Linked DNA regions of Mus musculus: regions 1 and 2 are each linked to region 3. Evidence: chromatin loops called from intact Hi-C (ENCODE). Cell type or tissue: heart. All regions are shown on one strand.

What was found. Hi-C counts contacts between places; a loop is a spot of excess contacts. Peaks named below come from ENCODE experiments on the same cell type or tissue, not always from the same donor. Only the 100,000 strongest peaks of a DNase experiment are listed, where the experiment ranks them.
Region 1: it touches region 3 in a loop (1.9-fold over the local background); 4 of 42 quality-filtered maps call a loop at or near these places.
Region 2: a loop joins it to region 3, with 2.3 times the contacts of the local background. A loop is called at or near these places in 2 of 42 quality-filtered maps.

Annotation. Positions count from the first base shown.
Region 1 is chrX:57,274,551-57,282,550 of GRCm38, forward strand. It overlaps Arhgef6 (Rac/Cdc42 guanine nucleotide exchange factor (GEF) 6), which reads right to left. Exons shown (of 22, transcript NM_152801.2): 7 at 5,662-5,756; 8 at 1,328-1,423. Among named protein-coding and RNA genes, the nearest start is that of Arhgef6, 60 kb to the right of the region's middle. In heart, no CTCF peak of the experiment used is centred here; a DNase peak (open chromatin) is centred at 3,601; H3K27ac peaks cover 1,408 bases.
Region 2 is chrX:57,248,031-57,256,030 of GRCm38, forward strand. It overlaps Arhgef6 (Rac/Cdc42 guanine nucleotide exchange factor (GEF) 6), which reads right to left. Exons shown (of 22, transcript NM_152801.2): 11 at 3,260-3,319; 12 at 933-1,079. Among named protein-coding and RNA genes, the nearest start is that of Cd40lg, 40 kb to the left of the region's middle. In heart, no CTCF peak of the experiment used is centred here; no DNase peak of the experiment used is centred here.
Region 3 is chrX:57,321,043-57,329,042 of GRCm38, forward strand. The region is part of intron 2 of Arhgef6 (Rac/Cdc42 guanine nucleotide exchange factor (GEF) 6); the gene reads right to left. Among named protein-coding and RNA genes, the nearest start is that of Arhgef6, 14 kb to the right of the region's middle. In heart, a CTCF peak has its summit at 4,117; DNase peaks (open chromatin) are centred at 4,019, 5,209 and 5,609; H3K4me3 peaks cover 1,625 bases; H3K27ac peaks cover 1,250 bases.

The sequences.
Region 1 (8,000 bases), 46 kb before region 3:
ACCAGTTTTTACAAGATACACTCTCTGGAAAATTAATTTTACACTAAAAATACACTGGCAGATGATCATTCCAGTGAACTTTGTAATATAATGTTGACCAATTCAGCCATCAGATAGTCATCAAAGCCATGCCCTGGGGATCAGAGACATGGCTCAGTTGTTAAGACCACTGGCTTCTCTTCCAGAGGACCTGGGTTCAACTCTTAGCACCCTCACATACTGGTGGCTTACAACTGCCTGTAACTAAAGTCTCAGGGCATCCAGCTCCCTCTCTGCTCTCCAAGGTTACCTCCTGTACATGGTGCACACACACACACACACACACACACACACACATCGCAGGGAAAATACCCATATACAAAAGATATAAATAAATCTATCTTCCAAAAAAGTTATAGTGTGGTTCACATAGGACATATATATTTCCTTCTCAAATCCTGTGTGTGTTTCTAGTCAGAATATAACAGATGCCATACAAAGAGGCCTACAAATAAACATGTTGGGTACGGCGGTAAGTATTAGTAATACCAGAAGCCAGGGGTAGAACGATCTGAATTTCAAGACCCACCTCAGCTACATAGTGAGCATGAGGCATGCCAGGCAGGACTGGAGAGATGGAGGTGCAGGATTGGGGATGGGTGGTGGGAGTGGGGAAAGTGAGGGCCATGGCTGTAGCTTAGTACAGCCTTCTTAGAATGCACAAGTCCACAATCCAAGGAGCCAGAAAAGGGGGCATCATTAAATGAATGATGTAAATAATTGTTTTCAAATAATCTGTGGCACATAAAATAAAAATGTCTTCTCAACATCAAAGCAATTATCATTGGTCCTGGAGAGATGGTGGATGGGCTTTTGCAGAGGACCAGAGTTCAGTTGCCATGGTGGCTCAAGGCCATCCATAATTCCAGCTCCTGGGGATCCAGCACCCTCTTCTGGGGCACAATATATACATGACGGCAAATATTCATATAAATAAAATAAATGTGATTTAAAATTAAAGTTAGAAACAGTTCACTAGATGGACAAACTTTGTATACAGTTGGCACTGAACAGCACCACTGTCTTTGTAGGCTTTTTAATCTTCATGTTTTTCCTTTGTTCCGGAGCAATGTGTTGGAACCACAAGTGGTGTATCTGAGCCTGGCCTAAGCTTATAATTCCAATACGTTAGCAGTGGAAGCAAGAACAAAAAGTGGAAGCAAAAGTTCAAGACCAGCCTCTACTATAGAACGAGTTCAAAGCCAGTCTGGTCTAGGTGACACACTGTCTCAAAAATCAATTCATCTTTAACTGTGGAAGGAAACAGCAAAGCCACTGTCTTACTTACTTTGAACATTCTTCCAAGGCTTGGCAGAGTGTCTGTTGAAATGTGCATACTTCTTCAAAGTTTCCCAATAAACATGTAAACTCCACAGTACTCAGGCTGATTTAAAAAAAAAAAAAGAAAAGAAAAGAAAAGAAAAAGGACATAATGTACCAGTTAATAGAATGGAAAATTCTGTCAGTTGGAGCCCAGTTAGGCCCAGTTAGCTGCTAGCTTGCTGCTAGCTGAAAAGTATGAGAGAAGCCAATGTAACTTCTGCTGCTTTAGCTGCTGCTAACGACTCTATTGTCTCTGCCCCCCTGCCCCCCCCCCCCGTATTTAGCTTCCTTTCTTGGTTCATCTTTTCTAAAATAAGAGCAATGATTCTAAGGAACATTGGTAGTAGTCAGGGGCATTTACGTATTTTGTTAAGCCATGAGGAAAATAAAACATGTTTAATATCAAAGTATAAAAATAGACTAAAAACACAACATGATTAGGAAGAAGGTAAACACTTGTGGTGTATTTCCTTTTTAGAAAACAGGAGCATGATTAAAGTATTTATGTTCAACAAGTACAGAAGGGAAAGGTTAGTTAGCAAAATCAGCTTTCTCTGAAATGAAAATATTCAAATAACAACTAAAAACACTCTTTATGAAAGAGAATAGAGGGGAGAATATAGAACTGAATTTTGATATTGCTATTCGTAGGGTGGAATGGAGTCAAACAGAGGCAAACTGAATGATGGTGCAGCACCTCTACATGAGGAATGTTCCCGTTCATTTTTCCCTTAGCAAACAGTAAGTGACACTAGGAACAGGAGCCAATCCTCCTAAGGCGTGGAGCACTCATGCCAACACTTTCCAAGTAGGAGCTTCCATTACTTCGTGAGCTGAGTGCCACAGCGGTCTACAGTTTGCAGGTGAGAAACCAGGCACAGAGATGGTAGGTAGTGAGCACATCACCCAACAGCAGAGAACAAGGCAGAGCAAAGAACTGGCATCCCAAGCATTCCAAGCCTACAGACCAGACTCCTAAGCACTTTGGGGAAGAAACTTGTCTGAAGAGTCACTCAAGGTAGGTGTGCCTCATATTCTCCTTCCTTCAGAATATATGATCCAGGGAGGAGGCTAGGGAGAGGGCACAGAGGTTAAGAGCACTTGCTGCTCTTGCACAGGGCGCAAGTTCAGTCCCCAGCACCCACAGTGGAGCTGCTTATAACTAACTGCCTGTAATTCCAGCTCCAGGGACCTGACACCCTCTTCTTGCCCTCCTCCAGTACCTGTGCCCACATGGCCTGCATCACATAGACAAATGTAAAATTAAAAAATCTTTTCAAGAAATGAGTGGAGATGAGAGGGGCAGGTCAGCCCCAAACACTTAGGAGAAACTCGAAATGGCTTCAGGGGGACAAGAAAACATTGGAAAGGGTAGAGAAAGAGTAAAAACACAGTATTCCTGTAAGAGACCCTCACAAATATAAAAGAATTCTATTAATACACACACGTGCGTGCGTGTGTGTGTGTATTCCTAAAACACGTGTGGTAAGGCACACCTGTAATCCCAGCACTTGGAAGGCAGATTTAAGAGGGTCAAGGGTCTCAGCTTGAAGCTAGCTCTAAGTTACATGAGACACACTGTCTCAAAACAAATTTCAAAAGCATACACATCTCACAGTTAAGTTCTGGGGAAATATTTGCAAAGAAGTTCTGCTGACTAATCTAAAAGAGAAGATCCCAGTAAACATTCCCAGGAGCCCCCAGCACATGAACTTCTCCCAGTTCCTCTGCTGTTTTGCCCTCTTGAACTGCAAACTGGAAACCCCCACCTCTTGTTGTCTGGCAGGGGTGGGGGTGGGGGGGTGGGATCTGGCAGTCGGCCAGTTTCTCTAGGTACTGCTTTGTCATAGCCACAGCAAACAGGGTCCCTGAACTTTTTGCGGCCTGCCCGGGGACATTTCTAGCTTCTTTGCAGTCAGACAGTAAACAGTCTGGCTTGCTCAAATCACTGTGGCAAGAGAAAACACTCTGACTCTGGTGTGAGTATCGAAGGGAGACTGAGGACAGGTCTGACTTCACTCTCACAGATCCTAGCCCTTTCAGGATTGCCAGTCAGCCCCTTCCTCATTTGAAATCTGACCATCTCCCTTCCAGGATGGGCACTTCAGTAGCCCTCTCTTTTGTATGTCACAGCCAGAAGACAGAAGGTACATTTCAAATAGTGAGTGGCAGGCAGGAGACATGGGAGAGTCAGTCTGGTCACTTGTTGGCTGTGTGACAGGCAAAGCGATGAGCCTGTCCAGACTTCAGTCTCTTATCTACTCAATGGAGACAGCCAATTCTCCCAGGAAACTAGGAAGGGTGACGTGCTGCTGTATTTCTGTATCACTCTGAGAACTGTGATTAGCATAACACTTCACATTTCACATAATAAAATCAAATGCAGGAATCTAAAACCCTTCCATGGGAAGAATGCTTCCCACGGTGCTATGAGAACAGTTGAATGAAGATTCAACATGATGTTTTGCCTAACTAACATCATTTGGGGAGAGAAAAAAAAGGAGAAAAACAGTTAACTGCATTAAACTAATTTAAGCCTAAAGTTGGTAGTTTATACAAACTTCCTCAAAAGTCAGCTTTTCCTGAAGAGGGGAGGATTTTGTCTTCCCCGTGTGAGCTAAAGTTTCTATTTTCCTTCCAGAGCACGATCACTAGCAAAATGTCATCAATTAAAGTAACAAATAAGAATAGTCAGTATTTGTTAAGTATGCTATCCCTAAAGCATAACAAGTAAATGGTCAGTATTTTAAAATTATTTTAATGGGAATATAATCCGTCATTTCCCCTTTCCCTTCCCTCACTCTAGCTCACCCCCTCCACACACTCTCTCAAATCAATGGTCTCTTTTCTTGGATTATTAGTGTTAACATGCTTCTTATCATTTCAGGCTTAGTACACATTGTACATTTGGCTTTCAGAAATGCTTTTCCATCTCATTATCAATCGCATACGCGTGAATGAAATGCTGGCTTGAATTGCTCTTCTAAACATTTGCAAAATGCCACACTCTTTCCACTCTGGGAGCATGGGAAAGAGGTCCAGCCTGGCAAGCAAAGGTCAGAGCGAGCATGAGAATTTCCAGTTTATGTGCTCTCAGAATAAAAGCACCAAAGACTCCTTCTTTCTTTATGGTACAACGAGACCTATCACTTCAAAATGCACAGGAATGTGGAAGCTAAGAGGGAGATCCCATACACCTGCACATGGAAAGGACTAGTGAAAGGACTCTGTGTAATATTGCAGCCCTGTTCACAAATAGCTAAGCAATGGAACCAACCCAGGTTTCCAAGCCTAAAGGAATGCACAGGGGAAATTTACAATCTATGTACAAGAAAAATTGCTTAGCTATAAAGAAAAATGAAGATATGTCATTTGTAAGAAATTGATATAATTAGAAAAAAATAATATTAAACAAAGTAAGGCAGCCTCGGGATGGCAAATATTAGGTGTTCCCTCTGATGTTCATATAGATATTAAAAAATCGTATGTGCGTGCGTGCGTGCGTGTGTGCGTGTGTATGTGTGTGTGTGTGTGTGTGTGAGAGAGAGAGAGAGAGAGAGAGAGAGAGAGAAAGAGAGATGATAATAGATGAAAAACTATGTAGGGGACTGAAAGGAAGTGAAAAGGACAAGAAAGAGAAGAATAAGGGAGTGGGGAAATATGCTTAATACATAAAATATGTACTTGTATGAAAAAATTTAACTAAAATATTTTTAAAGTAAATGTTACAGAAACAGAGAGTCGAAGAGTGGTGACCAAGGCCTGGGATAAGGAGGATGGTAGGCTGGAGAAAAGGTCAGTTAAGGGGTACAGCTAGATGTGAAGTATAACATCTAAATGTTCTAGAGCACAGTAGGGGTTTTAAGGGTGCCAAAACGTTACTGTATATTTCCAAATAGCTTATGAATATGACGATCACCCTGATCTGATCATTACACATTGAAGATCTGTACTAAAATATCACACTTCATTTTATGATCATGTACAATTTTTTAGTGCCAAGTGTTGAAGATGTTTTTAATATTACATAGAAAAGAGGCAAAAGAAAAATATCCAATACACAAATTGTCACAGTCAGAATCTCAGATTAACTATTCCTTCTTCAGAAAGCAAGCCAAGCTCTCCAAAAGCAACATCTTGCATAATTGTTGTTGCCCTGACTATATTCTTGGCAACCTGTGATCTGTGGAAATCATTTTAAAAGGCAAAATCAATTATTCATTGGCATAGGAGCAATGCCTCCAAGTGCTGACATTAGATTCTCTAGCTTTATTTCACTAAAGGTTTAAAAAGTCTTACTTGTTATTAGACTGCAAGGGTCTTAGGTAAGTAACAAGAAGAGACTGAAGTTCTTTGGCATATTCTTTTTCAGTGTCCAAGATGTTCTGTAACACCTGTGGAGAAACAAGAATTAAGTTTTCATAACCATCAATCAAGTCTAAGGTCAAACAGAGCTTTAGATCTCTACATCGATTTCCTAGAAAAAGGTGTCCCAATTTACTTAGGCTGGTGCTCAATGTAAGAAACACAAGAATACAAATGTACTTTATTTCACACTAGAAAAGTATTTTAGTAATTATCTAGCAGCTATTTATAGCACATAGCTCATATGAACACAATTATCATGAATTACCCTCTACTGGAAAAGCCTTGACACTTACATGACACTGGCCACATTTATGCTTTAAATAATTTTATCAAGAAATTTATCAAGGAAAGGGCTAGGTTAATTAATAAGTTTTCAATGTTCTCATTTTATGAATAATAAAATTATAAAACATAGAAATTCAAGACAAGGAGAATTCAGGAATAATTATAACACAAAGGAGCAAGGAGTTTGTGTATTGCTTCTGATAAGACAAATTCTTACCATATAGTACATTCTTAAGCAGTGTTAAAAGTAGTCTTTCAATAAAAACAAAGTCTTCTCATATGAGCACTTCAAATCCAAAAAGGAGATCAAATTGTGAGAAATTTAACGAGGATAACAATTCAATGATTATCTGGTATTAATAACACAAAGCTCATTTTTATTCTTTAAGACAAATTCTCAACGTAGTCCATAATGGCCTAGAATTCATTATGTAGCCCAAACAGGCCTCAAACTCACCATAATTCACATGCCTGAAGGTGTAGTTCAGAGCACTTGCCCTAGCATGTGTGTGGCCTTAGGTTCAGTCTCCAGAATCAAGTAATTCTTGATATTGCACCAATTATTCATATGGCACGCACACAGACAGGCAGCCTAGAGATTATCTGAACTCTAGAGAGGAGTGAAAAGATCATGTGCAAATGCTACACCATTTTATATAAGAGACTTAATAGGACTGGAGAGATTGCTCAGTGGTTAAAGGCACCAGTTTTTCCAGAGGTCCTGAGTTCAATTCCCAGCAACCACATGGTGGCTCACAACCATTTGTAATGGGATCTGATGTCCTCTTCTGGCATGCAGGTGTCCATGCAGATAGAGCACTCATACATAAATTACATGAATAAATCTTTTTTTTTTAAAGAGACTTGAATATCTGTATCTGAGGAGGCCCTAATCCTTGTGGATACCAAAGACTGACAGTACTCACAAGGCAAAGCATTGTGCTGATGAGGCTGAACTAAGTAGGGGCCCAAGGAGCCACTGGCTTTCTGGTGAACAACTGACCCGGGGGATGATGGTCCCAACTGTGCTAGTGGCTGACAGACTGCTTCAGTTTTAAGGCATAACCTACCTCATCTCAGATTGTGACATTTCAGGGACCATTGTGAAGCAGCAGTCAGATGCTGCACAGGTAGGTACTGGCAAGTGAGAAACACTTGGACCAGTTTAAGAGGCTAAACACATTTTCAGACCAGAAGTCAATGTTGGGAGAGGAATGCCCTATGTCTTGTGGGAAGTTAAGTAGCATCCCTGACATCTAGCCATTAAAGACCATCCCACAGTACAATTATGGCTATCAAAAAAGGGCCAAAAAGGGGGAGTGGGTGGGTAGGGGATTGGGTGGGTGGGTATGGGGGACCTTTGGGATAGCATTGAAAATGTAAACGAGGAAAATACCTAATAATTAAAAAAAAGGAAAAAAAATGTGCTCAGAAGGGTAATATCACCTTAGTTGGGAATCAATGACTTAGAAGGCCGCAGAGTGGTTTCCAAAGCTAAGGGTTTGCTAAGCATAAAGGCAAACACTTATTATCCTAACACTGAGTGAGGGAGCTGGGGCAGAAAGCTAGTTTGAGGGCAGTTTATATGGTAAATTAAAACCAGTCTGGACTTATAATGGGATAGGAGGGGGGAGACAGACAGAGAGAGACAGAGAAGGGGGAAGGAGGGAGAGACAGACAGAGAGGGAGGGAGGGAGGGAGGGAGGGAGGGAGGAAGAAAGAGACAGAGAGGAAGAAATGGAGACAGAGATAGAGAGTCAGACAACAGTGAAGGGTTAAACTGTAGGCCCTACTGACTGCCACTCTTGTCTATTTTCAGTTCCCATATTGCTCATAAACTACTCTTTAGAAATGTGAATTCAGAGATCTGAAAGTACTGATGCTCTCTGAAATTAGTCCAATGGTGAAAGAGAAATGTTACTGCCTCCGAAAAAATCCAGTTCTGCTGAAGGCCATTAGAAACTGATATCGCTGTCTCGAGTGAG
Region 2 (8,000 bases), 73 kb before region 3:
ATGTGGTTCCTCACTTATAATATCTCATTTCTTGACATTTTATTGCCAAATTACTCCCTGCCTTCATTTTCTCTCCATTGATCCCTTCCTAACTGCACTCTCCCGCTGCTCTCTCAAAGTCATCAATAACTGCCTTCTAGCAAAATCCAATGGCTTCTTTTTGGTCCTCACATTCCTTGACCTCTGAACCTTCCATAGCACTCAGCTTGCTGGCCACTTTCAAGTGTTCCTCCAGGAATTTCAATGACACCATAACCCCCAATTCTTTTCTGTTCTCCTATTTGTGTCCTGCACCCATCTCCACAATGGTTCCTCCTCCTTTCATCCAAAGATTTCATCCCAAAGCTGTGAATGACTAATAGTTACCCTCATTGCTCTAACTTTCCCCAGGGTGTCTGCAGTTTCAATAAGATTGCTTATTAACCCATAGTAATGAATCTCTGCCACAAGCATGTCAGAGGGTATAGAAAAGTGTCATGGAGAAGGGAGGCAACTCTAACACCCAATAAATCAAACCAGGTGACATGATCAACCTTTGTCCCCTACTGTAGCCTCTTCCTAAAAGAAATAATCCGTCTTTAACCGCTGTGCTTCTTTTTGGATATGTACTTCCTAGAAAGGTACATCTGCCAGAGACATTTAAATCTCTCTAACACTGACCTCTCACCTACATTTCCATGGTACATTAACAGCTGCTTACAGGACAGCTATGCACAAATACCTTGGGTCTTCTGAAAGTTAACAGGTGTAAAGTATATCTGCCATCTTCTGTATCCCATAAGTTACCCCTTTCTGTTGCCATTACCATCAAAAGGGTCTCAGAGTTACCCTTTTCTTCCATTCCCTCTGCCACTACCCTGATTGATCTTGACATAAGAACTAATAATGGAAGGGAAATATGAAACTCGGAAGAAGCAATGCTGAGGACTTACCTCACAGGCCCCATGCTGCATCACTACTTGAGACATAAAGATCACATTTCCCAAAGTCTTAATATCATCTCCTTCCCATGCCTGAATAGGTTCTGAAAGGATCTGCAATTCCAGCTGCTTTCTCTTTCTCAGATCTTGACACTGCCCCTGCGGATACCAAACAGACTATGATGCAATGGGGATTTGAACAAGACGAGATGGGGAAAGTTCTCAGAACAAGTTCAAAACAAGCCATGGCTTTTGAGCCCTTATTTCTCACTTTATCTTTTGTTCTTATTCCTATGATCATCTATGCTCCTGCCAGACAAACCAATACACTATGTAGCTGTTAGCCTTTCAAAGTCATAGGAAGAGGGGAGCATTCCCATTTTGTCAAAGCATCAAAATAAAGTGGTAAAGGGGGGGTATTTCTCCCTCCCCATGAAGAGTCTGGAGAGACAAGGAACAGATTCCTACCAACTAGAGCCAGAAAAGCAATCAGCCCTTCACTACCATAGGTAAATAGAGCTATAATTACAAAGCAACTTCACTATATGAAGTATGCTTACTCTCCAAAAAAATAGCAACTCAATAAGAAAAATGAACAAAATCACTCCCAGAGTTTTGAGAACAAAGACTGGCCAAAAATATTTATTTATTTATTTATTTATTTATTTATTTATTTAATGCCACCGTGAATCAAACTGAATTCATCATGAAACAGGCATGCAGTGTTCCAACTTTATTTAGGGAGCAACAGGACATTTTTATAAAATATTCAGGTTATTTTTATTCTTAAAAGGATTAGGGAAATAGTTATAAGTGGGTTTCATGATGATTAAGTTGGAAATTCAAATTAAGAAACAGTTTGCCAATATGAGAGGGAGTATGAAGAATATGGAGAGATATAAAACCTGTTTCAAAAGACTAAAGTTATCTTGGAGTGATTTAACAGTACTTATTCCAAAATGAATACAAGTCTAAGCAAATGATTTATTACGTTACTGCATCCAAATGAATGTAGTATAATTCTTTCTGGTGGTACGTTTTTCTATAAAAGTCTGTTGCTTCATTCAACTAAGACTTTAAGAAATAAATACACTACAGATTTTTAAAGCGCACATATTTGCATTAAATATATTGCCACCATCAAAACAAGTTTTAACATGACAAAAAGGAGACATGTTTGCTTTGTGCTGGGGCCCGGTACTTTGGTTTGTTGCTGTTACTGTTCAGACAGGGTCGTGCAGCTCAGGCTGGCCTCAACCTCACTATGTAGTTGAGGCTCTGATTTGAAAGTAGACCTCTTGTCTCAGTCTCCCAAGTGGTGGTCTTACAGGCCAACCCCACCACGCCTGGCAGACACTTGAATTTGCTGTACTGTTTGCTTGCCTGTTTTTTCAAAGGTCTTCTATGTTCCTTTACATAGAATGAATGCAAGAAAGACAGGATACAACCAGTACCATGCCATGGGTTTGCGTGAGCTCTTCTACAAAACTGAGCCATGTGAAATGCTAGCCACTGTGCTAGCATTTTACTATTTTTTCCCTAACAACAGGAATAAATTTCTCACTATACCTTGCCTGATCTCCAGCTTTCATTTAACCACTGACACGTCAGCTACTTATCTTTCAAAAGCAGTAAAAGTGAATTGATGGTGACTGGTAGGCCATAACCTTCCAGCAAGGATCAAAAGCTGAGCATGGGTCCAAATCCCACAGAATGCTTTAGAAATGTCAAATATATCGAAACTTAGCCCATTACTCAAAATAAAGGGTTATTTTTTTCTTTCTGAAATGGCATCCAACGGTTTTACATCAGTAGGTTCAAGGAGATAGGTTAACCTTGATGCTCAAGATGTAAGATTACTGCTACCTCTTGTAGCAGTCTATATTAAGCAACTTCATTTTAGTACACTGTTTTTCTTTTTAGGAAGAATTTCTTTTTCATATGCAAAAAAAAAAAACAAGTTCACATCTTTTGGCACAAATAGTGAAATTCAGTATTGATGCCAATCAGTGAATGACAAGTTATACAGACATAGGGTGTGCAAGGGGGTAAATGCAAAGAAATAAAAAAAAGGAACCCCCCACCTACACATCAATGCTTAATGTGGCCAAGGCTTTCAACTGTGACTGCTTTAGACCTTCAGCCTGGCAACCTTTCTTAGGTAGGCATACTCTGTGAAGAACAAAACCAAATGCAACAAATCATGGGCCTACTGTGCTCAGAGCTTATTGTTTCTCTCTGGAGGACTTTTGCTTAAGGAAAGAAACGGCACACACAAATCACTCTTTCAGCAACAAAGTATACAAAATGGAGAAGGACAATCTGAGAACGTCACCTACCATGAGTGTTTTGAATGCTATGATTGCTTTCAGAATATCCTGATGGTCTGGATGAGTGTCCTGTCAAAGGAATACATTTACAAACAGTATCAGCATGTGCGTATATGTATATAACAACCTTCAAAATAATGAAGAATAGATAAATAATAAAAACAGTATTAGAGGAGAATGGATGCTGCCATGGATGGAATGAGTTGAAAGTGTGACCACAAAAAGATAACCCAACAAAAGTGCATGTGTGCATGTGTGTGTGTGTGTGTGTGTGTGTGTGTGTGTGTGTGTGTGTATGTGTGTGTTGGAATTATCTTGTATCTTAGTTGTGGTTGATTACATGAATCCACACCTGTATTAAAATTCAAGGAGGGGCTGGAGAGATGGCTCAGTGTTTAAGCACACTGGCTGCTCTTCCAGAGGTCCTGAGGTAAATTCCTAGCAACCACATGGTGACATACAACCATCTGTAATAGGATCCGATGCCATCTTCTGTGTGTCTGAAGACAGCTAAACAAATCTTTTTTAAAAATTCAAGGAACTATGAACCAAAAGCAAGTTTATTTCTTCTTATCTTTTAACATTTTATTTTTATTTTATTTTTTAATTATATGTGGCTAGGAGAGAATGTGTATGTGCACCTGAGTGTAGATATTTGAGGAGGCCAGAGGCTTTGGGTCCCACTGGAGATAACCACAGTTACAGACAGTGACAGCAAGCAGACTTCGGGGCTGGGATCCTTTGCAAAAAAAAGTAGTATGAACTCTTAACTGCTGAGCTGTCTTTCCAGCTCCAGAACATTTCTTCTATTTTTCTTTTTATTTTTATTTCTCTTCCTTCCTTCCTTCCTTCCTTCCTTCCTTCCTTCCTTCCTTCCTTCCCTCCTTCCTTCCTTTCTCTCTCTCTCTCTTTCCTTCCTTCCTTCCTTCCTTCCTTCCTCCCTCCCTCCCTCCATCCCCCCCTCTCTCTTTCTTTTTTCTTTTCTTTTTTTTCTTTTTGACAGAGTTTCTCTGTATATAGCCCTGGCTGTCCTGGAACTCACTCTGTAGACCAGGCTGGCCTCGAACTCAGAAATCTGCCTGCCTCTGCCTCCCAAGTGCTGGGGTTAAAGGCGTGCACCACCACTGCCCGGCTCCCAGAAAATTTCTTAATCACTTAATTACTAGAAGCACTGGGATCCTAAATTCTGGCCCAGTTTTGAATTCTTAACTTATACTATACAACTGATTGTTTTGCACATAAAATTAAAATGTACTGCTATTTTTCTTTTGAACTGACAAGCAAATTTGTTGATAGTTATGGTATATGACGGTTTAATATATGCATATGCATATACACATTCACATTGTAGAATCTAGCCCATCACAGTTGACTTTTAAGACAATTTATAACATATCATATATTTAGTAACAACATTATAGTTGTCATTATTGAGGTAAGACTTCCCATTTCCCTGACCAGCAAATAATGGACTCCACAGATTTTTGTATGCTTCGATATGGTTACAGTTTGGTCTTTCTTTCCTCTCCTCTCCTCTCCTCTCCTCTCCTCTCCTCTCCTCTCCTCTCCTCTTCTCGTATTTCGTTGTCTAGGTTTTGTAGGATTTGGGTTTGATTTTTGAGAAAGATCTTGAAGCTGACTGGGTAGGGAGGAATAGAAGATCTTGGTGGACTTGGAGGAGGGGAAGAGTATGATCAAATATATTTAAATTTAAATTTATTTTAATTAATAAAAATTGAATAAATAAGTAATATTTACCATTACTAAATAATTACTCAGAGGGACATCACTGATCCTGTAGTGCAACTAGTATTGAGGTATATGGACATGGTAGGCATACTTCACTTAGGAGTATATGTACTGACTTCATGGATTCAGCTGAAGAACGGAGAAGGCCAGTTCTGCTCATCCAGTCTCAGGTAGAAAACATGGTAGAACAGACTAGAGATCTGACTCAGGCCACAGGCAGGATTGTCCATGGAAAATTAGTGTGTATTCTTTCACGGTAAATCTTATTTTATCAAGTGATTAGAAATTCGGATTGGCCTGGCCCAGTGCTACACTCCCAGAAAGGGGGATGCAGCATTTGATGGTCCCAATCTGAAGGAAGAGTCAAAGCCAATGTGACCAAACAGAGGCTGGCCTAGAAACAGATGAGGCCTGCAGGCAGACAGGCAGGCAGGAGGAGCTTAACTGTGTGTTCCTGAAGTTGTCAGTACTGCAGCATTGTGTTGTAGCACTGAGAAGTGACAAGCAGAGGCCACTGGTTTCTGAATTTTTATGACACGGAAGGAGGGGCAAACCTCAAACCATCTGCTGAACTGGTTTAGCATACAGAAAGGCATCCAGAGGTCAATGCCTTCTAGAGCCCCTATTGAAATCTCATTCTGGCAAACTTTCCTCACCAGCTCCCCGCTGTCTCCAACTTTAGGGCAGTCCAAATACAGTTTTTTCACACGGAGGTGAGCTCTTAAGACTTACAAATGCTGACAAGAACAGTAGCTTTTTTCTTTAAAGATAATCAACCCCTTTAAAACCTCAAAACCTTTCCCCAGACACAGGAAGAGCAACTATGGTAAACACAGTCGTTGCCGCCCACGCCTCCACATCCAGTGCCAGATCACAAAAGAGCTGTGTGTTAAAAGATTTTGCTGAAAGGACCCTGATATAGCTAGCTGTCTCTTGTGAGGCTATGCCGGGGCCTGGCAAACACAGAAGTGGATACTCACAGTCAGCTATTGGATGGAACACAGGAGGAGCTAGAGAAAGTACCCAAGGAGCTGAAGGGGTCTGCAACCCTATAGGTGGAACAACAATATGAACTAACCAGTACCTCCAGAGCCCGTGTCTCTAGCTGCATTTGTAGCAGAAGATCGCCTAGTTGGCCATCATTGGGAAGAGAGGCCCCTTGGTCTTGCAAACTTTATATGCCTCAGTACAGGGGAATGCCAGGGCCAAGAAATGGGAGTGGGTGGGTAGGGGAGTGGGGCAGGGGGAGGGTATAGGGGACTTTAGGGAAAGCATTTGAATAGATGAAGTAAATACCTAAAAAAAAATCTCAAGATTTGGGTGCTCAGACTTGCTTATCAGACCTCGTTGCAAGTCCTAATATTTAGAAAAGATTGTAGCTACACTACATTATGAGTACATTTTAAGTTCCTAAACAAAAATGTGAGTGGACTTTGATGTAAAGACACTGGTGGGCAGTGGAGAGTAGTATTGGATCCATTTATAATCTTTAAGGAGGGCCAGAGTCAGAAAATCAAATGTCCACATTGTTCCCATCTGGGACAAACATCTTTTTCTTTTTTTGTGTTTTCTTCTCCTGACTTTTGGTTTGGTCTTCATGTTTTTTAACATTGGTTTGCAAAACAATAGAGATTTGTAGGTCTGAATGCCAAAGAACCATCATGTACAGACAAGTTGGCAATAGAAAACCAAGGCAGTAGTTCTCAGTCGTCCTAATTCTGTAACCCTTTACATTTCCTCATGTTGTGGGGACCCCCAACCATAACCTTATTTCATTGCTACTTCATAACTGTAATGTTGCTACTGTTGTGAATCACAATGTAAATATCTGATGTGCAGGATAGCTGATATGTGATCCCAGTGGAAGGGTTGTTCAGCTGCTGAAAGGGTTGCAACCCATAGTTTGGGAACCACTGACCTAAGTCAATAAATGAGCACAGCCTTAAGGGAAGCAACAGGGCCAAGATCTGGAGGAGAGAGGAAGAATTATAACTGTGTATCTTATTTGGTTGTATAAAGAGGGATGCTGGAATACCATTCAGGAAGAGGGAAGAGCTCATCAAGTTGACTTGGAAACCATGATGTTTTCTGGATTCTTAATAAAGTTGGTTTGGCCCAGATGTCCCTCAACAGAGGAATGGATACAGAAAATGTGGTACATTTACACAATTGAGTACTACTCAGCTATTAAAAAGAATGAATTTATGAAATTCCTAGCCAAATGGATGGACCTGGAGGGCATCATCCTGAGTGACGTAACACATTCACAAAGTAATTCACACAATATGTACTCACTGATAAGTGGATATTAGCCCAAAACCTAGGATACCCAAGATATAAGATACAATTTGCTAAACACATGAAACTCAAGAAGAATGAAGACTGAAGTGTGGACACTATGCCCCTCCTTAGAATTGGGAACAAAACACCCATGGAAGGAGTTACAGAGACAAAGTTTGGAGCTGAGACGAAAGGATGGACCATCTAGAGACTGCCATATCCAGGGATCCACCCCATAATCAGCTTCCAAATGCTGACACCATTGCATACACTAGCAAGATTTTATCGAAAGGACCCAGATGTAGCTGTCTCTTGTGAGACTATGCCAGGGCCTAGCAAACACAGAAGTGGATGCTCACAGTCAGCTATTGGATGGATCACAGGGCTCCCAATGGAGGAGCTAGAGAAAGTACCCAAGGAGCTAAAGGGATCTGCAACTCTATAGGTGGAACAACATTATGAACTAACCAGTACCCCGGAGCTCTTGACTCTAGCTGCATATGTATCAAAAGATGGCCTAGTCGGCCATCACTGGAAAGAGAGGCCCATTGGACACGCAAACTGTATATGCCCCAGTACAGGGGAATGCCAGGGCCAAAAAAAATGGGAATGAGTGGGTAGGGAAGTGGGGGGGGGGAGGATATGGGGGACTTTTGGGATAGCATTGGAAATGTAATTGAGGAAAATATGTAATAAAAATATAAAAAAATAAAAAATAAAT
Region 3 (8,000 bases):
TTCCATGGGTTACAATGATCTACAGTATCAATAAAATATGAACTATCTGTAGTCTCCCAAAGCAAATATGTTATTTAAATTATTTTAAACACATTGCAACTTATTCTAAACTGCAGTGACTGACTTTGATGAGAATTTCTATTTCAGGGGGGAAAGGATGGTTCTTCAATTAGGAAAAGCACTCACAATGCTGAATGGGCTCATCTTTGCAGTTAATCACGGAAGCCGAGCCAACTCTGCCACCACTATTCATCTAAAAGCCCAGAAACATTCGACTTTGTTTTGCTTTCTAAAACAGGCGTGCGTTAAGTATTGCAAATTATGGAGGCTTTTGCCTTTGGCTTTAACATCTAGACAATTTTCCCAAACCAGGCAGTCTCTACCAAATAGAACATGGAGGTAAGACATAAGATGACTGGATGTGTTTGTTTTCCAATTTCAAGTTTCATCCATGCCTAACTTTCCAGCTAGTACAAAACACACAGAACCCTGGGAGAGCCCACACAGTTTATCCTAGCTCTACATCTAATTTGTTAAAATGTTAAGATTTCAAGAGATCATCTGGCTCACTTATCCAATAGGATTACCTCAACATAACTAAACCAAGGGAGCTGCTGTTTTTCCAATGCAGATCCATTTATCAATAAGTCTACTAGAAGACATCAAAGTTTCCATTTAGAAAAGAGCTTTCAGGGCTGGGGTAAAGCTCATTTTGTAGAGTACTTTCCTTGAATGCACAAAGCCCTGGGCACAATCCCCAGACTTACATAAAGCAGGCCTGGTGGCCTGTACCTGTAATCCCAGCCCTCAGGAGATAGAGGCGGGAGGATCAGAAGTTCAAGATCGCCCTCTACTATGCAAAGAGTTTGAGGGCAATCTGGCTTATGGAAGACCCCACTGGAAAGAAAGAAAAGAAGAGAAAAATGAGGCGAGGGGAGAAGAGGAGAGGGGAGAAGAGAGAATAGGAGAGAACAGATATGGCAGAGGAAAGCATCTAGCATTCACTGACTGTACACTTGGTGCCAGGCACTATGCAAACTGCGCTTTTATTGCTGTTTGACACTAACACTAGGGGTCCTATGTATCATTACCACCTTCAAGATTGGCTCTACATAATTAGTATCCAACCCAGGCCAAACCAAGTTCAAAGTCGCACTGAAGCTTTTACCTACTGTGCTACACTATACTACACACTCACACACACACACACACACACACACACACACACACACACACATATCATGCCATGTGCATCATGTCTAATCTGCAGTAGCCCCTCTTTTCCCTTTATCCCAGATTTCTATTCTATTCAGGCACTGTGTCCCAGTTTGCAAAGTGCCTCCACAAACATTCCCTCATTACACCTCATCGACTCCTTCTAATCAGTGTGGGGTGATCAGCCAGGTTACCCTTAATGCTCACATGCTTAGATAAATAGAGGTAACTTATCTCTGAGTGGGAGCAGAGGCAACGTCCTAAGATGAGAGCATGTAAGTCTCAGTTTAAGACTGGATCACCTCCTTACCTAAAGTCTCTGAGTATTCAGCCTTTCTACCAACCACTTATTTAGTGACTCGTAGTGAGCACCTGCTATGAACCTTGCTCCATCCCAAGGACCTGAGCCATAAGGATGAAGAATCTTTGGTCTCTGCCTTTAAGGACTTCTAAGACAAGCCTACAGATATACGAAAACATGACCACAGTGAGTCCTGGCAGTTGTCCCCGTACCTCCACACATATGCTATGGCATCTGTGCATGTATACATGCATGTACGCACAGTAAAAATTACAATAATCATAATAAAGTAAACATTCTAAAAGAATCTGTGTAAAGCATATAAATGACTTAACCCAACAGCTCCCTCTCCTTCCGTCTGCTTCTCCGTCTCTATAGTTCAGGTTGCCTGAAACATGATGTACCTCAGGCTTCCCTCCAACCCAACAATCCTTGTGCTCCAGCCTCCCAAGTGCTGGGATTACAGGCTTGTGCCACTACACTGTTTAGTATGTCTTTTCTTATGGTCTCAGCAAATGCTTGACGTGGCTAGATTGCTAAAATGTGAATAAACTAGAGAAGTGCTTCTCAACCCTAGATGCAAACCAGAATCACTTGCATAGTTTTCAAAGTACATACACTTAATGTTTTGTCCCTTTAGTGACCTTTCTGGAGGTACTTCCTAAAGCAGAGTATATACATACCCTATGACCTAGCGACAACTTTATTGCTATACATAAGTTCAACAGAAATGTTCTTCAGGAGATACCCACAAAGATATTCATAGCAACATTGTTCATTGAAACAACAACAACCACACACACACACAACCCCTGCAAACACTCGAAATGTCCACCAGTGAGTAAATAGAAAAAGACAAAATTTGGCATATCCATACAATGGAATACTGTTCAGCAATAAAATAATAAATAAAACAGTAGTACCGACAACGTGCTAGTTATTCAAATATTATGCTTAGTGCAAGGTAGTTTATGAAAACAAGCACACACTTTACTATCCAGCTCATACACCTAGACAGGTAACCCACCACAGCACTCTGTTCTCTTAGGAGTCAGGTGCTCCTCCACAAGCAATCCTGACTGAGAAGGCACAAAAGGCACTCAATGGCACTGATAATGTCCTGGTGTTTAATCCAAATGAAAAGTATATGGGTGTATCAGTTTGCAGGGATTTGTCAAGGTAAATATTTAGGATATTTTCAATTTTTAGAAATTAATGTTACTAAACTGGCTTAAACATCTAAAAAATACCAATGCAAAAGCCTTCTATAAAACAAGTCAGGATCTCTGGTCAATGAGACTCTAATACTTGTGGTTTCAAAAGCGCCCCGAATATTTCTAATGTGTACTCATGTCTGAAAACCAAGTATTTCGATGTTCCGCTATGTTATCAGTGGCTCACTAGTGGCTACAACCTGGTTCAAGACAGGGCATGAGGTCTAGCTGACTATTCTACGTCTGCTTTGCACTGCCAGGGTACAGCATGAGCATGGATCTTCCCTAAACCTCAGTTTCCACCATTATGGAATGGGTACAATGCCACCTGCCTATAGGGATTATCGTGAGGATTAAATGAGATAATATACTTAAAGCATTCATCCCAAGGTCTAGAACATGGAAGTTGCTGGAGAAATGGTATTCAACTGTTTTCACCTTTGCAAACGAGCCCCTAAGAACAGTGATGGGCACATTGCTATAAATGAACCAAGCATTGTCCTCTCACTTTGGCCCCTGAACAAATTTCTAGAGGCTTAAGCAATACTCTATGAATGGTGTCAAACACGTTTTGGAAATTTCTAGGTCCTGGTGGCTCCCTCTAGCCATCCCTTGCTATCCCTGAAGATGATGGGAAAAGTGGTGGACCAGAGGGGGCGAACAAAAGCTCCCGGCCCAGCCCTCAGCCCTAATTACAGAGCGGAGGCTATGTGAGCAGAAGAGGCCAAAGCCACAGCTAACACAAAAACCAGGTAGTTCAGAGCCACAGGCCATGCATGCAATGTTTTTAATGAAACACTTTTGTACAAAGTATCACCTTTTAGAGAACACAAACAAGACTTAGGTAGGCCCCAAGCAAGAGCTCTGAGTTAGCTCCCAGTTAGCTCTTTGGCTCTACTACTAGAAGCGACTCTGCTTAACCAAACTTCTCTATTTCTTTGATCACTGGAAGAAATGCCTGCTCTCAAATGTCCTTTATAAGGGCATGGTGAGGTGGAATTTGAGATAAGTGGAAAGCATTCCAAAAGAGGAGGAGGAGGAGGAGGGAAAGGAGGAAAGAAAGGAAGAAAAAGAAGGAAAAGAAGGAAAAGAGAACTAAGGAAAAGTAGATGTAAGTACTAAAGACATGCAAGGTGAGATTTCTAGCTGCTGATTTACTGTATGCAAAACTTCAGCCATCCCTCAGCAACTGGCGTGGAAACAGCCCCTCTCTTGGTTTAACTGCTGTTCCAAGCATACCCTGCACCACATGGGCCTGGAGTGTGCTTATGTAAGAAGGGACTGCAGCGTTGCCTGGCATGTAGCACAATATTTTGCTTAAGAGAAATCTGCTCAAGTCCAAGGGCAGGCCCAGGCCTTACAGATTTGGGCAGAGGTGCTCTCAGTGGCGGAACGCTGAACTGTGGCTGGAGCAAATGATGTCATCAGAGATCCGTTTACCATGGTCAATGTCAAAATTAAGATAGGAAGTTCAAGGACAAACTGGATTTTTCCAGGCAAATACAAGTTCGAAAAGCAGTCTGGACTTTAGAATCTAACCTTTAAAACCAATACCTTAAAAACTTAAACATATGCCCAAATTTATCCTGTTCTGTGTGGCATTTTGGTTTATGGGAAGCTTTTATTGAAAAAAAAAATAGTTTCAGAGCAAAGTACATTCTTTGAGTATATTTTTACTCCCACTACACATTAAGAAGGGGGGCATATGAGTCACTCCTACATTCAAAACCAATAACAAACCCAAACTAAAAATATAAGATATTGAGAAGAAAGATATTTGAGGAGACAGAGATAAACTCGAGGGCTCTCTACTCCAGGGCTAAGAAATGAAATAGCTGGAATACCTGTTGGGTCCTTCAGTGAATAGAAAATGAATACTCTAAATCAACTACAGCTACACTGAATACCAGGCAGAGTCCATCTGAAAAGGACTCCTACCTATGACAGACTTGTGTCAAACATTCCCCAATGCAAGGATTGCTCCAGCTTGGGAGAGCATCAAATTAATATCAGAAACAGTACCGTTGACTTCTTGTTCTGGTTCGCGGAAGGGGAAAAGACAGAATCCAGTCTGCTATAAACCTTGCGGCCCGAAGCTGGACAGCCGCCCTTAAGTTTGGCGCGTCCTCACCCTTAGCCCTGGCCCCCGCCCCCGCTCTGGGTACGCAGACACGGCACCAAGGAGAGGCCCTGGCAAAGAACAGACTGGCGGCTAGGGCTGCAGACCTAGGCGGTCAATCCTAGAAGAAGGGCGGCTCCTCCTCTGGCTCCACCAGCCCCCCAACATCAGGCCCTTGTAGTTCCCCTCCCCCTGACCCCTTGCCCCCCAGGCAGGTCACCTGGCTTTGCTTGGTTGTCCTCCTGCTGCTCGTTCCCTCCAGCCTCCTCCTCGGAAGTGGCTCGCCCTTCAGAGTCACGGGGCTGCTGAGCGCCGCCAGCCCGTGCCAAGGCTGCGGGAAACACTGTCCCCAGATGGAGCTGGGACCCTGCCCCGCGCGGCTGCCACCAGGGCGAAACTGGAGAGCCCGCTGGTATGGCCAGCGGGGAGGGGCGGCTGCAACTTTGCTCCTGGACGCGTGAGGAGGGGGGAGCCCGTCTCCAAACTCCTTTCTGTGCCTCCAAGCTCCCCAGGCAAGGGATTTTATGTATTTATGTATTTATTTATGTATTTATTTTAATAAAGAGGGAAGTCAGGTTCTTGCCCTCAAGTTCTCTCTCTAGAGCACAGATCAAGGGCTACAGGAGGCGTGCCCCGGCGGGACGGCCACAGCAGGGAAGCTGGAGGCCAGTGGGAGCCTGGACCCAGGGTTCTTCCAGACCCAGCTCTGCTGCCTGGAGCCAGAACCAGGGAGAGAGAGCAGCCTGGAGAGACCGGGCCAGCAGAGGGGAAGCTATGACCCGGACCTGGATCGCAGAAGTAGGAACTGGAAGTGACAGCGGCGCAGGGCAGAGCAGCAGCAGCAGCAGCAGCAACAGCAGCAGCGGCAGTGGTTGTGGCGGTGGTGGCAGCAGCTGCCTCAGCACCCCAGTAGCCAAGGAAGGAGCAAAAGCCGAGGTGTAAGGGCTGCAGCTACACTGCGCATGCTGTTGCCACCCAATTCCCAAGATCAGGGTTACAGTGCCTGGGCTGCCCAGGGTCTTTGCCAAAACCCTAATGGGAATGCTAGAGTCAAGGACTAGCTATTACTAGTTAGTAGACTGCTTTCCTCTCCTGTCCCTGGGATGAGACTCAGGGACCTGTGAGCTGCATAGTGACCCACTGAGACATCCCCCACCCCTTTCCCCGAAGCAGAGAAGTGCTCAGTGGTCCTTCACAGCCATCCCTTCCCTAATAGACCCCCAAATAGCATAGTCCTTTCAAAGACACACGCACATAGCAGGCAACTTCATCCACGGTTCCTTTTCCAGTTTAGAGGAATGGTCTCTCTATAACCCAGACTGGCCTGGAACTCATAACCTCCTGCCTCAGCCTATGGAGTAGCTGAGAACACCAATGTGCTACAGTGTTCATTTTTCATAGAAGTTCAACAGAGTAAAAGATTAGGTCAGCCAGAGTAATGGGAGTATCACATTGGCTCAGCTAGTAAAGGTGGGGGAAGGTGTCAACGCCCCTTTTAGTCTCCCTACTAGTTAAATTGAGTGGAAGTTTTGCCCAGTGGAAACAGATGAAAAAGGGCCAGATGCTGAGACATTATCCAACTTCTATAAAGGTTTTTTAGCTGTCTGTTGCGGTGCATGCCTTTAATCCCAACACTCTCAGGAGGCAGAGATGGGAACATGCCTGTGAGTTCGAGGCCAGCTTGCTCTACATAGTGAGTTGCAGGCCAGCCTGAGCTACATAGTAAGAGTAGAGAGAGGAATTCTGACTTCACATAAGTCCCTGCTGGGCCTTGAAGAAGTCCACTGTGCCCTTGGTCTGGCTCTTTTGTCCTGCTTTCTTAGAGCTAGAACAGGACAGTGATGGACTTAACTTTGACTCATGAACATTGGTAAAGCGACCTTACTTTTAGGAGTTCTTCCTGGCAGAACAGTCCCTGGGAAATGGCAACTGGTCCATCCCACAGCCTCACTTAAGGGAGAGCACCTGTGCTGTTGCTGTGACAAGGCAGATGGAGTGACTCAGGAAGTCAGGAGAGTGGTGGTGGGGGATGGGGCAGAGAAAGCTCATGCTGCTACAGGCGGAGATTGAAAGGAAGCATGGATGGAAGGAAGGGAAGAAGGAAGAGAGGGAGGAGAGAGAAACACTATTTGAATCATGTATTCATTCGATGGTCCCTTCATGAACTTTTTAATGAAGTGAGCCTGAATCTAGAAGCAGAGGACATGCCTGTTTCTGCACAATGCAGATAAGAGAGTACCCTAGGCAGGGTACAGCAGAAGGAGACAATGAAGGAACAGTATATACTAGGAATGAAAGGGAAAATAATTCCTGGGCTAGAGCTTCTATAGACCAGTATTCCCATGGCTATTGCCAAACTGTACAGCCAAAGACCAACTGATCAGAGCCTGTGATTTCTAAATCACATGTTGTTGAGAGACTTCCTGGTATGTTATACACACACACACACACACACACACACACACACACACACAGTTTTTGACTTGGCTGAATATATTCACCACCGCCTCCTCCATGCTTTGAGAAAAAAGGAAAGATGTATTTGGTTTACAAAGAAGAAATACAAATGGACTATAAAGGAGTGACAGTATGTCCAAATTCATTTGGACTCCTGAAAAACAAGTTATAGCAAAAAAAGGAAAGAAAGAAAAAGCAATACTGTTTCATCCATCACATTGGCAAACTTGAAAGATAAATAAAGCACAATGTTGACAGGGGCACAGAAAACACTTTCCACCATCTTGGTAGAAATGTAACTTGGTAGAGCAATTTCACAGGCGAATTTGACATTATCTTATTAAAATTTGACACAGTAATTCCATTTCTATGATGAAAGATTCTTCAAGAATAATCACAAATGCACACAAAATTATATGTACATATGCAACATAACTCACCAGAATTTATGACAGGAATGAAGGATTGAAGCAACATATGAATATCAGTCAATGTAGCAGCATAATAAAGAGCCTAAATAAATGATCATCTCAACAGAAGCATAAAATCTGCAAAGAAAACTGGGGGTGGGGGATGGCACTTCAGTAGGTAAAATGCTTGCCACCCAAGCATGAGGACCTGGGTTCAAATCCCCAGAATGTATGTAAAGCCAAATTCAGCAACAAACATCTGTAGTCTCAATGCTTCTATGGCA